Regions from separate parts of the Mus musculus genome. Here region 2 is linked to region 1. The links are chromatin loops, found by intact Hi-C in ENCODE. Cell type or tissue: gastrocnemius. All regions are shown on one strand. Links, peaks and the distances in the headings refer to the core of each region. The heading gives the core; the rest is flanking DNA. Region 1 has its middle 38 kb from the start of Mbnl1. Region 2 has its middle 88 kb from the start of Mbnl1.

The links. A loop is a pair of places that touch in the nucleus more often than their neighbours do. Peaks named below come from ENCODE experiments on the same cell type or tissue, not always from the same donor. Only the 100,000 strongest peaks of a DNase experiment are listed, where the experiment ranks them.
Region 2: a loop joins it to region 1, with 2.7 times the contacts of the local background. A loop is called at or near these places in 4 of 42 quality-filtered maps.

What each region holds. Positions count from the first base shown.
Region 1 is chr3:60,460,034-60,465,428 of GRCm38, reverse strand. No RefSeq gene overlaps it. Among named protein-coding and RNA genes, the nearest start is that of Mbnl1, 38 kb to the left of the region's middle. In gastrocnemius, for the core only: no CTCF peak of the experiment used is centred there; no DNase peak of the experiment used is centred there; H3K27ac peaks cover 425 bases.
Region 2 is chr3:60,410,285-60,415,679 of GRCm38, reverse strand. No RefSeq gene overlaps it. Among named protein-coding and RNA genes, the nearest start is that of Mbnl1, 88 kb to the left of the region's middle. In gastrocnemius, for the core only: no CTCF peak of the experiment used is centred there; no DNase peak of the experiment used is centred there; H3K27ac peaks cover 263 bases.

The sequences.
Region 1 (5,395 bases), core at 98-5,097:
TGTGTTCCTCTGGTTCACAGATTTTAATTTGAACTTGCTAAGGAAATGCTTTAACATTTTAACGTTTATATATTTCCTTTGCTTTTATTAAGTGAATGCCTCGAAAAGGAAGGCTTGGCCTGATATTCTCAATCATCTCTGACCTCCTATTTTATTTATATACTGTAAATCAGAAGTTTAGTACAGTGAGATGCTCAAAGGACTGGGAAGCTACCAGAAATAGAGAGCAGAGAGAAGATGTAACCTGATACTTATGCTGCAAGCATTGTCCAAAACTAATTTAAGACATAAAATTGGACAAAATTCTATTCTACTTTGTCAACTTGTTTTTAAATTTTTTATTATAATAAAGATTTTAAAAAATTAAATCTGTTTGAAGTAATATTAAAGATTTATAGTCATTCGTCTACTTTATTTTTATGTGCAATTTTGTAAGGAGTAATAAAAATCAAATCAATGGGTATAAAATCCATGAATAGTCTTTGTGCCCTTTACCATCCTGTTCTTTGGGCCAGATGCTGACTCTCCATTCCTTGCCAGGATGCCTTATTCTCTTCCTTCTGGCTGACATTGACCATTAGAAACATGAGCATTGGGTGCAGTTGAATTTTGAGTACCTGTATCTTCATATTTCTGCTAGTGAATATATTCAAAAGTGATTAGATTTGTCCACCAGTCCCCGGTTTGTTTCTATTCCTTACTATGACTCTGTCTAGGTTCCCACAGCACGGAACTTTCTTGATGTTCATGGTTGAGATGGGACTGACTGTCTACCCAGGCAACCTTCCAAGTGCTCTGTCAAGCCTTGTGGACTACTCATGCCAATAACTCTAGGTTCCTTCTCTGAATACCTGAACTTGTTACTTTTAAGAGCACTACTTCAAGGAGACCTCATTCAGGGTGAATAGTTACATTGGGATGCAATCAAATTGCAGTTTAACTTAACACATCAGAAAGTATACAGTTTCGCGGAAATGCAAAGGTGCAAGGTTAGGGAGGTACGCTAAGTAAGTGGGAAACAATCACTTAACTAAGTAAATAAATAAGTAAGAGTATGTGGATATTTGGAAGGGACGATTAAGGTGAAAAGTATATGCAGTCAGAGAAAAGGTGTAATATTCACCATGTGATATGAAGCATGCTATTTTGGTCATATCAACTCACAGACTGGGAAAAGTATTGGCAAACGAGTACTGCAGATATAAGCAAGAGTACCTATGTACGATGCAATGGAAAGGGCTTAGAGCATCCTCTGAAAACAACAGAAGAAATCCAAACATGAACGCAGAACTCAGGATTGCATCCATGCTTAGCAAACAGGCTCTAGTTTCGTTCCACACCCCAAGAAAACATAAGGTGACGGAAAGAAAGAACTCCCAGTGTGTTAGCTATGGGCATCTGCACCGTTCAAGCCCATTACTGCTTGTTCCTTGCAGAATCTCTGAGATATTTCTCGGAGAAGCAAGTCCTTGCTGGATATGTGCTAAGGGATGGTGCTTCTAGAACTTCTTAGCATTGCTGAAAACATGTGATTACTGTCTGCAAATGGATTAAATACTTTCCCTTTGTGAAACCTTTGACTGGTTCAACAACAATTGTATGATTCATGCCAACAAGAAAGATACAGTACTAGAAATCCATGCTCTTCTATTAGGAAACTCTGAGGAGCCATGGCAACAGGAGAACCAGGAAGAGAAAGAAGATTTGAAAATGAACTTTAAATAAACAGGTGACACGAATAACAACAAAGTATTTTATTTAAGCTAATAGTCTAACAGTGTAATGATATTTAACAATAATATAAAAATGTAATAATAGGTAGAAATACACAAAATCATGTTATTTCCACCTTTAAATATAAATTTAAACCACTTAAAATGATACCCAATGAAAACTTCAATATTCAGTCACACCAGCCTCATTTCAGTTGCCCAGTAGCATCAGGCAGCATTATTCTGCACTGTCATTTCTAGAGTATAACAGGAATCAGCTGGGAAAAGATGCAGGACAAATTTTGTTCCAGTGAAAGGATGCTAGGAGCTACAGCATCCTTAAAGGTTTGGGTTCCTTACTCGGGTTAGCAATGATGTCATTCCCTAGACTCCTGTTGTACACTTAAGGTTTTTATGGGCAACAAAGCTCACGCATTTAGAGAAGGGTAACCAGGAATCTCATCTTACATCCTCTATTGTTTTCTTTCTGACATGCTGCATGTTGCACCCACCATATCACTGAGCTACACCCCAGCTGGGCAATCTCATGCTGAGTAGGGGTCTCTCAATACCTTCTTTCTTTTGTCCATGTCAAGACTTGGAACATTCCTATCACTGGTATGTTATATGTAAATATATTAATTATTCATCCAAAAATTGCTGACCCAACCTGGATCCTCATCATTGTAGGATATCAAAAATTATGTTTGTATAATAGGACCATTAAATTAAAAATGCAAATAATATCCCTTTTAGTCTTATAACATATATAATATAAATATTATACATTAAAATAGCTTTCAATTTTTAATTTGGTATACTTAAATGTCTTTAAATTAAATTTTCTGATTGACACTTCATTTTTTATTTTTGTAAATATAAAATATTTTAAGAATGTAATATTTTTTATTCTGGAAATTTTGTTAAATTTTAATCAAATGCATATATAAATTCTAAGTCCTAGAATTGCTTTAGGAAATGAATTATACTTTAAAAAATTCAAATTTTTCTTCCCCACTTCTTTGCTAAGAACCACTTTTTTCCATAAAGGCATTTCAAATAACTGAGCAGATTTTTAGATAGTAAGTAAAATATTCCCCTCCTGCCAGCTGGATGAAGAGAGGTTTGCTATTTCTATAGTAAAACAACGACAAAAACCCTCATATGTATGCATAACAAATAATATACACAACACAGTAAGTAGTACGTACTGCAGACTAGGGATCAGGTCAAGAAAAAATAGGACCCAAAGGGAAGAGGTAGAAAATATTACTCTTACACTGAGAGGCTTATGCAATAGCCCTTAGTGGCAGCCACAGCAAGCCAGAGCCACAGTGAAATGTTGAGCTGCTTTCATAATCAGAGTTCCAGGACACAGAGGTGCCATTAGTGTGTGTGCATTTCCCATTAGTGTGTGCAATGCCATTAGTGTTAGAAGCTCTCATAGCATGATACATTAGCTTTAAGCGATTGCTTTTGTTTGTTTATTTGGAGCTGCGGTGAAATTTGCATTTGGAAAAAGGCAGATTCGCAGTAACACATTCTAAAATGATGTAGTATTTCTAAGTGGGGAAGTAGTTCTATGTTTATTGAAGGCAGATGTCTTTCTCAATTGTATTAACTATTTTTGACATTTGAGGACCAATTCTGACAGTAGCTGGTAAATATAGTCTACCATCTGGCCACTACAGACAGCCTTTGGACAGTCATTTTGACATACTGAAGAGCTTTACAATGTACTATTTTGTTGTAAAACATGAAGAAATGGAAGCTTAATGCATCCGTTTCTTCCCCAAAGCCAATTGCCAGCAGTCATACAGCTTTTAAAAAGCTTCTGAGACACCACTTCTGTTCTATAGTGACTGAAACTTCGCAAACTTATCAAAGCTTTAATTTATGGCACACGCCAAAGAACGTGATCCATCATTCTACACCCAACTAACTCAGAGGCTTCTGCAGTTTGCTTTTTTAACTGTCAGGATAATGTACTATGCCCTGTGGAAACCCATTTATGAAAGAATGTATGTGCAAATGCATAAATGTATACACAAGCAGTATACGTATATAAATATGTGTATCAAGCCATTTATTATATGTATACATCTATATTTAATCTATTTAGCTATATTATGTTTGGGAGCTGTAGAAAGAGATCATTATCAAACTTTGGAAATCCAAAGACAAACCTGTGAAGGCTAAAATTTATTGTTTATTTCAATTATCTGGGTATAATTACTACTCTATCTGGATATATATTCTTCCAGACACATCTATATTTATATCATCTATATCTGTATCTATACCTATCTATATGTCACCTAGATTAAAATTTTAAATTTGAGGTTTTTATTATTTTCTTTATTATATTATAGCAGAATCCTATGAACTGACTTCCTATTTTTTTGTTATTTATAGAGTGGAACACATAATATCTAAGGAGAGGGAAGTTTGGAAATAATTCAAATTCTTTTCATAGGGTAGGGTTTTAGCTCAGGTAGAGCATCTGTCTGTCACATACACAAGTCTGATTTTAATTCCAAGTACCAGACAACATTTTTCCCAACCACTTTAAACATTGAAATAGTAATATGTATTCCTTTATAGAACATCCCATAAAATGTATTCAGATTTTAATGTATACATATATGTTATTTATAATATATACATATATTATTTATAATAGACATATATGTTTTTATTATGTGTGTGTGTGTGTGTGTGTGTGTGTGTGTGTGTGTGTGTGTGTGTGTGTGTATTTGTGTGAGTGTGTGTGTGTTCTGCCAGTTGGATGATGGTATGTTTGTTATTTCTTCTCTTTTATTCTTTTTATTTTTGAAGGTCTTAAGTTTTTAAAAATTTTTTTATGTGAAAGGTTAACATGATTAATTTCACTGGGTGATACAGTCTTGAATAATCAATCCAAGATCTTTTAGCCCAACTTACTGAAGCCCATGTCCTCTGTATATTGCCAGAAACAATGACAGCACAAGTTCAGACCTTACCCCCAGATCAGACCATGGAGGTTGGAGTAGACATATCATGATCAAAAACCCTTGGCAAACATCTTTGTTTTGATTCCAGAAAAAGATGGTGGTGAGCCCATTTGCCTTCAGATGTCCAATAAGGAAAAAAGTTGTTATTTCTATATTAGAAGACACAAGAAAATAAACAAAATGATATGTATGCACTGCACACAGTGTGCACAATGCAGGAACATGTGCCACAAAGTGGGGATCAAATCAAGGAATGCAGTGTCTAGGAAGCAGTGTTACACACAGAGGGTCATGTTATAGCCCTTGGTGGCAGTCATAGCAAGTCAGAGCCACTGTTCTCTTTCTCTATCTTTCTCTGTGTGTCTGTGTCTGTGTCTGTGTCTGTCTCTCTCTCCCTGTCACACACATGCACAAGCACACACACACACACACACACACACACACACACACACACTAAGGCTATATAATGATGATTTGGACATGATTTTATGATTTGAAAGACCTTTATAAAAACTGTGACTCACAAGCGTAGAGCTACTGATTTAATATTTTAACAAGTCAAGCCTGAGTGACTATATCGGTTGCTCCATGTTCCAGGCAACTTCAATTGTCAAAGCTTCCGTTGTTAACAAACACAGAGAGTATCTATTCTAAATGAGGATGGGCCACAGCCTGCAAGAGTCAAACTTG
Region 2 (5,395 bases), core at 210-5,209, 50 kb after region 1:
AGTGAGTGCATATCATTTGTGTTCTTTTGTGATCAGGTTACCTCACTGAAGATGATATATTCCAGATCCATCCATTTGTCTAAGAATTTCATAAATTCATTGTTTTTAATAGCTTCATAGTACTCCATTGTGTAAATGTACCACATTTTCTGTATCCATTCCTCTGTTAAGGGACATCTGGGTTCTTTCCAGCTTCTGGATATTATAAATAAGGATGCTATGAACATAGTGGAGCATGTGTCCATATTACAGGTTGGAGCATCTTCTGGGTATATGCCAGCAGTGGTATTTCTCTATCTTCTGGTTGAACTATGTCCAATTTTCTGAGGAATCCTCAAACTGATTTCCAGAGTGGTTGTACCAGCTTGCAATTCCACCAGCAATTGAAGAGTGTTCCTCTTTCTCCACATCCTCGCCAGCATCTGCTGTCACCTGAATTTTTGATCTTAGCCATTCTGACTGGTGTGAGGTGGAATCTCAGGGTCATTTTGATTTGCATTTCACTGATGATTAAGGATGTTAAACATTTCTTTAGGTGCTTCTCAGCCATTTGGAATTCCTCGGTTGAGAATTCTTTGTTTAGCTCTGTACCCCATTTTAAAATAGGTTTGTTTGGTTTTCTGGAGTCCAACTTCTTGAGTTCTTTACATATATTGGATATTAGCCCTGTAAAGGAGAATCTTATGAGAAGGAACAAGAAACACATACAGACACAGAGACCCAGTTCATTTTCATATTCCAGAATGCCATAAAAACACTAAACAGGAAGTTATATCTATGGAAAGGACCTGTAAGGTAAAAAGAAAAGAAAAATGTAAATAAAATAAAAATTAAAAAATAATCAGATAAAATTAGAATAAACAGTCAGGAAGAGTCCTGATGATATTATGATGCAAGGAAACTCCAATCTGCAATTGAGTTTTCTGTTGCCTCTCTACTGCTTAAGAATAGTTTGTTTTCTTAGTGAGACTCCCCTGGAAGAAACTAAATTTTCATTTTCAAGTGGCTATCAATTGGCGATTGCTTCTTGGTTAGGGAGGACAGCCTGTGTCCTCTGTTTTCTGCACTGGGAATCTACATGTGGTGGACCCTTGCAGACCTGTGCGCACTGCCTCAGTTTCTGTGAGCTCTTGCACATGTGCATTGATCATATTGATTGAGAAGGTCTGTTTGCTTGGTGTCCCCCACTCCCTCTGGCTCTTACATTCTTTCTACCTCTTCTTCCTTGGGGTTCCCTGAGTGCTGAAAGCCTCAACATTCTTAGAAAGGTCCTCTGATTCATGTCAGTAGCAGAGAGAAACACCATACACATTATATCCTCAGTAAAACTCACTAATCTTTTTACCTAATAAGTACTTGTAGTTTTAACTTTTCAAAATTGTGTGTTGTATGTTGGAGGAGACCTAGGAAACTTTGAGTAACCTTAAAACTTTATTAAAAATGAAGCACAAGCTATGTGGTGGTGGCCATGCCTTTTATACCAGAGGCAGGTGAGTCTCTGAATTTGGGGCCAGCCTGGTTCAGGGATACATTGAGAAACCCTCTTTAGGAAACAAAACAAAACAAAACAAAAACAAACAAAAAAGAAGCACAAACTACTCTAGTAGAGAAAAAGTAGTGTTTAGCTTGCCAGGGACTTGGGAACAGGTTTCTGAGGGCATTATCTTCAACACCAGAGCACACAGGATGAGGATGTGGGTACAGCACCGACAGACACGTGTCATTGACAAGCTGGTTTAGAAACAACACAGCAGTTGGTGTGTTTGAGGCAGACTCAGACTGCCGAGCATTTACAGAGCTGAATGTGGACTGAAGAGGCAGTTTGAAGCCACATCTTAAAGGACTTTTTAGACCAGTAGAATAGATTATTTTAGGTCTGTTCCAGTAGTCTAGCAGGTCAGCAGAAAGATTTAAGATGCTAAATGTGTATAGCAGAATATCATTAGAAATAATTTCATTCACTTTTGTTTCCAGATGTATTTGGTTCTATCCTAGGGCTCTGGCCTATCCAACCTTTGGTTCCTTGCCATCTAGGCAGTGTGAGGCATGGGCTCCCTCTCAGGGCATGGGTTTAAAGCTGGACCAATCATTGGTTGGCCACTCACACAAGTTCTAAGCCACTTTTCCCCAAGCACATCTTATAGGTAGGACAAATTGTAAGTCAAAGGTTTTGCATCTGGGTTGATGTCCCAGTCCCATCCTGGAAGCCTAGTCTGGGTACAGAAAATGACTAGCTCATATTTAGATTCTATCTCTCCAATTACTAGTTTTCACTAGAGTCATCCTCATAGATTTTAGGGAGTTTCCATTGCACTAGATTTCTACATCGACCTTGCATTTCAGTCATCTCCCCCAGTACTCTCTCCCTCTATCCCTACACACCCCAAAAGTCAATGGAATAATTACTAATGATATTCTGATATATTCGTAGACTGAAACTTAAGATAATTGTCACCACAGAGGCTACATCCAGCAACTGATAGGAGCAGATGTAGAAACCTGCAGTCAAACATTAGGTGGACCTCAGGAGTCCTGCAGGAATGGAGGAGGAAGATTGTTGGAGCCAGATGGCTAGAAGATACCACAAGAAAATGGATCACATAACCAACCAAGCAGGGCTAATAGATGCTCACAGAGACTGAAGCAGCAACCAAGGATCCTATATAGGTCTTCATTAGGTTCTCCTCATATGTGCTATGGTTGGATAACTTGGTGTTCTTGTAGAACTGGAATGCCCAGTATTTCAAGAGCTGAACAAGAACTGAAGATGTAATTTGAAGCCACATCTTAAAAGCTTTTTAGACCAGGTGGAATATATTATTTTAGGTCTATTCTAGTGGTCTTAACAAGCTACCTATACCCCAATACTCCTAATAGTGGGAGTAGGTGTTGTCTCTGAGTTTTGGGCCTGCTTTTGGGACCCCTTTTCTCCTACTGGATTGCCTTGTCCAGCCTTTATTTGAGGGTGTAAGGCCTAGACTTACTGTAACATGTTATGCCCTAGTTCATTGATATCCCTGCGAGGCCTGCCCTGTTCTGAATGGAAACAGAGAAGAGTGTATCTGGTAGAGAGAGGACATGAGGGGAGGGTTGGGAGGAGTAGAAGGAGGGAAAACTGCATTCAGGATGTAATATATGAGAAATGAATGCAAAATGTGATAATGTATTCCAATCTAGGCCAGAATATAAACAATGTAAAACTATCTCATAAATTTCAAAACTTTTCTGAAATGGCAGCTGCTTGTATCCTGAGTCAGTGCTCTGTCATCTCACCAACAGTTCTGTGAACACTTGGTGCCAAGTCCTATCTGTTTTGTTCATTGTCTCTTTTAATTTTGTTTGCCTCTCTTACTCATGGCTGTAGATGAACCCTACTTAATGGTTCTCAACTAAACTTTGGAGACAGATATTGAGCACTTGGCTTCTAGCTTTGTTCCTTTTACTAATAAATTCCTTGCAGTGTTGTTGTTTTTAAGTCACATCAAAGAATAAACCAAATACATCGAACACATTATCCAACTTGACTTAACAAGGACCCATTTTCTACTATAATAATTTGTTAATATAGTTGTACATGTATGCACAAACTCAGGTACCACAGTGGTCCTGTGAAACACAAATTTCTCCATAATATTATGATCACCACAGAAAGTCAGAGCAGAGACTTCCTAAGTCAACACCCTCACTGAACACTTCATCACGAGTATTTCATAAGTGGCACAGTTGGTTCCTTCCCTTTATGTAGGACAGAGAGCAGACACAGCCCCAGGGGATAAATGTCCTTATGCCATCTACCTAGTTCAAGGTAGAAGTTGTAAAATGTCCAGTAGGCCATATTTTATTTAAACTGGATCATGTAAATTAACATGCTGCTTCTGTTGAAATTGCAGAAGACTTGTCCATGAAGGATCAATAATTTAGGTGTCATGTAGGAGAAGGGCAGATACTTTAAAAGGTATCTCTTTCTCTTTCTGCAGCTCTGTCAACATCTAACTTGTAATACAATTCTGGGGCTAATGAGACAAAGGAGAAGGATGAGAGTCAGTACAGGAAGATGCCTGGGATCGTCTTCTTTCATTCCAATAAGAAAAGATTTTCAGATGATTAATATTTTTTTTTTTGCTCATGATAGCAAGAGAATATTTCTTGAATACTTATATGTATAGGAGAGGGGGAACTGGGTATAATATCAATTTCCTAGATTGGGAAATAACTCCTACCTAAAATCTCTTATTTCCTCCTCCACTACTCAGTCACTCTTAGGCTCAGAAGACAGCAGAGAGAATCAACAGATAGTCATCATTATAGAAATCCAAAGACATAAATTAAGTTGGGGAAGATAGAGAAATCTAGAGATCTAGAGAAAAATGTAGAGGAAAACACTTTCATGAAAAGTAAGATAGAGTAAGAATGCCTAAAGAGAGAAGATGTTAACAAGTAATGTAAACAAGAGTTTCTACCTTTTTAAGCGTTTGAAGACACCAGGAAGTAAGTATCCCTGCCTAGAGCTCTATAAGACATCAAAGAATGTGCAGGAGAAATCACCAAATCTATAAAGCAGCCATGTACTTCCTTTTATAATTTACTAGGATTCACATTAGGCACCCAATCCAGTATCACAGGGAAATCAGCAGGCTAAGGAATCTCCTTCATGAATTAAAAAAAAACATATTTGATTCTGCTGAGTCTAAAGGAATTACATTTGCCTATAGTGTTGCATATAAATTTAGGCAATGGTGCCTAAACCAGTGGTTCTCAACCTTCCTAATGCCGTGACCCTTTAATACAGTTCCTCATGTCGTGGAACTATAAAGCTGTTTTGTTGCTCCTTCATAAGTGTTGCTACTGTTGGAATGTAAATATCTGATATGCAGGATATCCGATACACAACCCACAACATGGTTACAACCATTGAGAAGCACTGGCTTAAATCTAGTCTGCAAACAAATAAGCAGCTCAGAATTAGAAGACACCAAAGGTGATCACTTCACAACATTGCATTGTGTACCTTTAATTAACATGCAACCCATGAAATATGGAATTTACATAACATTTGCGTTGCTATGGCCATTGGTAGCTCCCCTAGACAGTCTGAAAAGGACCCAATGTATGAGGCAAGATGGACTTGAATGTGGGAGGGCACTGGGGAAAGGTGAACAACATACCGGTTAAGCTACCCAATGAGGGTTCTTTAAAATCAATCTTTCTACATTAAAGATATTTGGAGATTGGAACCTTGACCGTAGACATTGTTCTCAAAGGAAGCAGGTTTCTTCCAAAGAAAGAAATTCTGCATGCATATTTTGACAAGATCTTTTATATTTGAGTTTAAATAATAATAAAAAAATCCTCTTCAGGCAGATTTGGAAAGTAATTTTAGAATGGCTTAATTTTC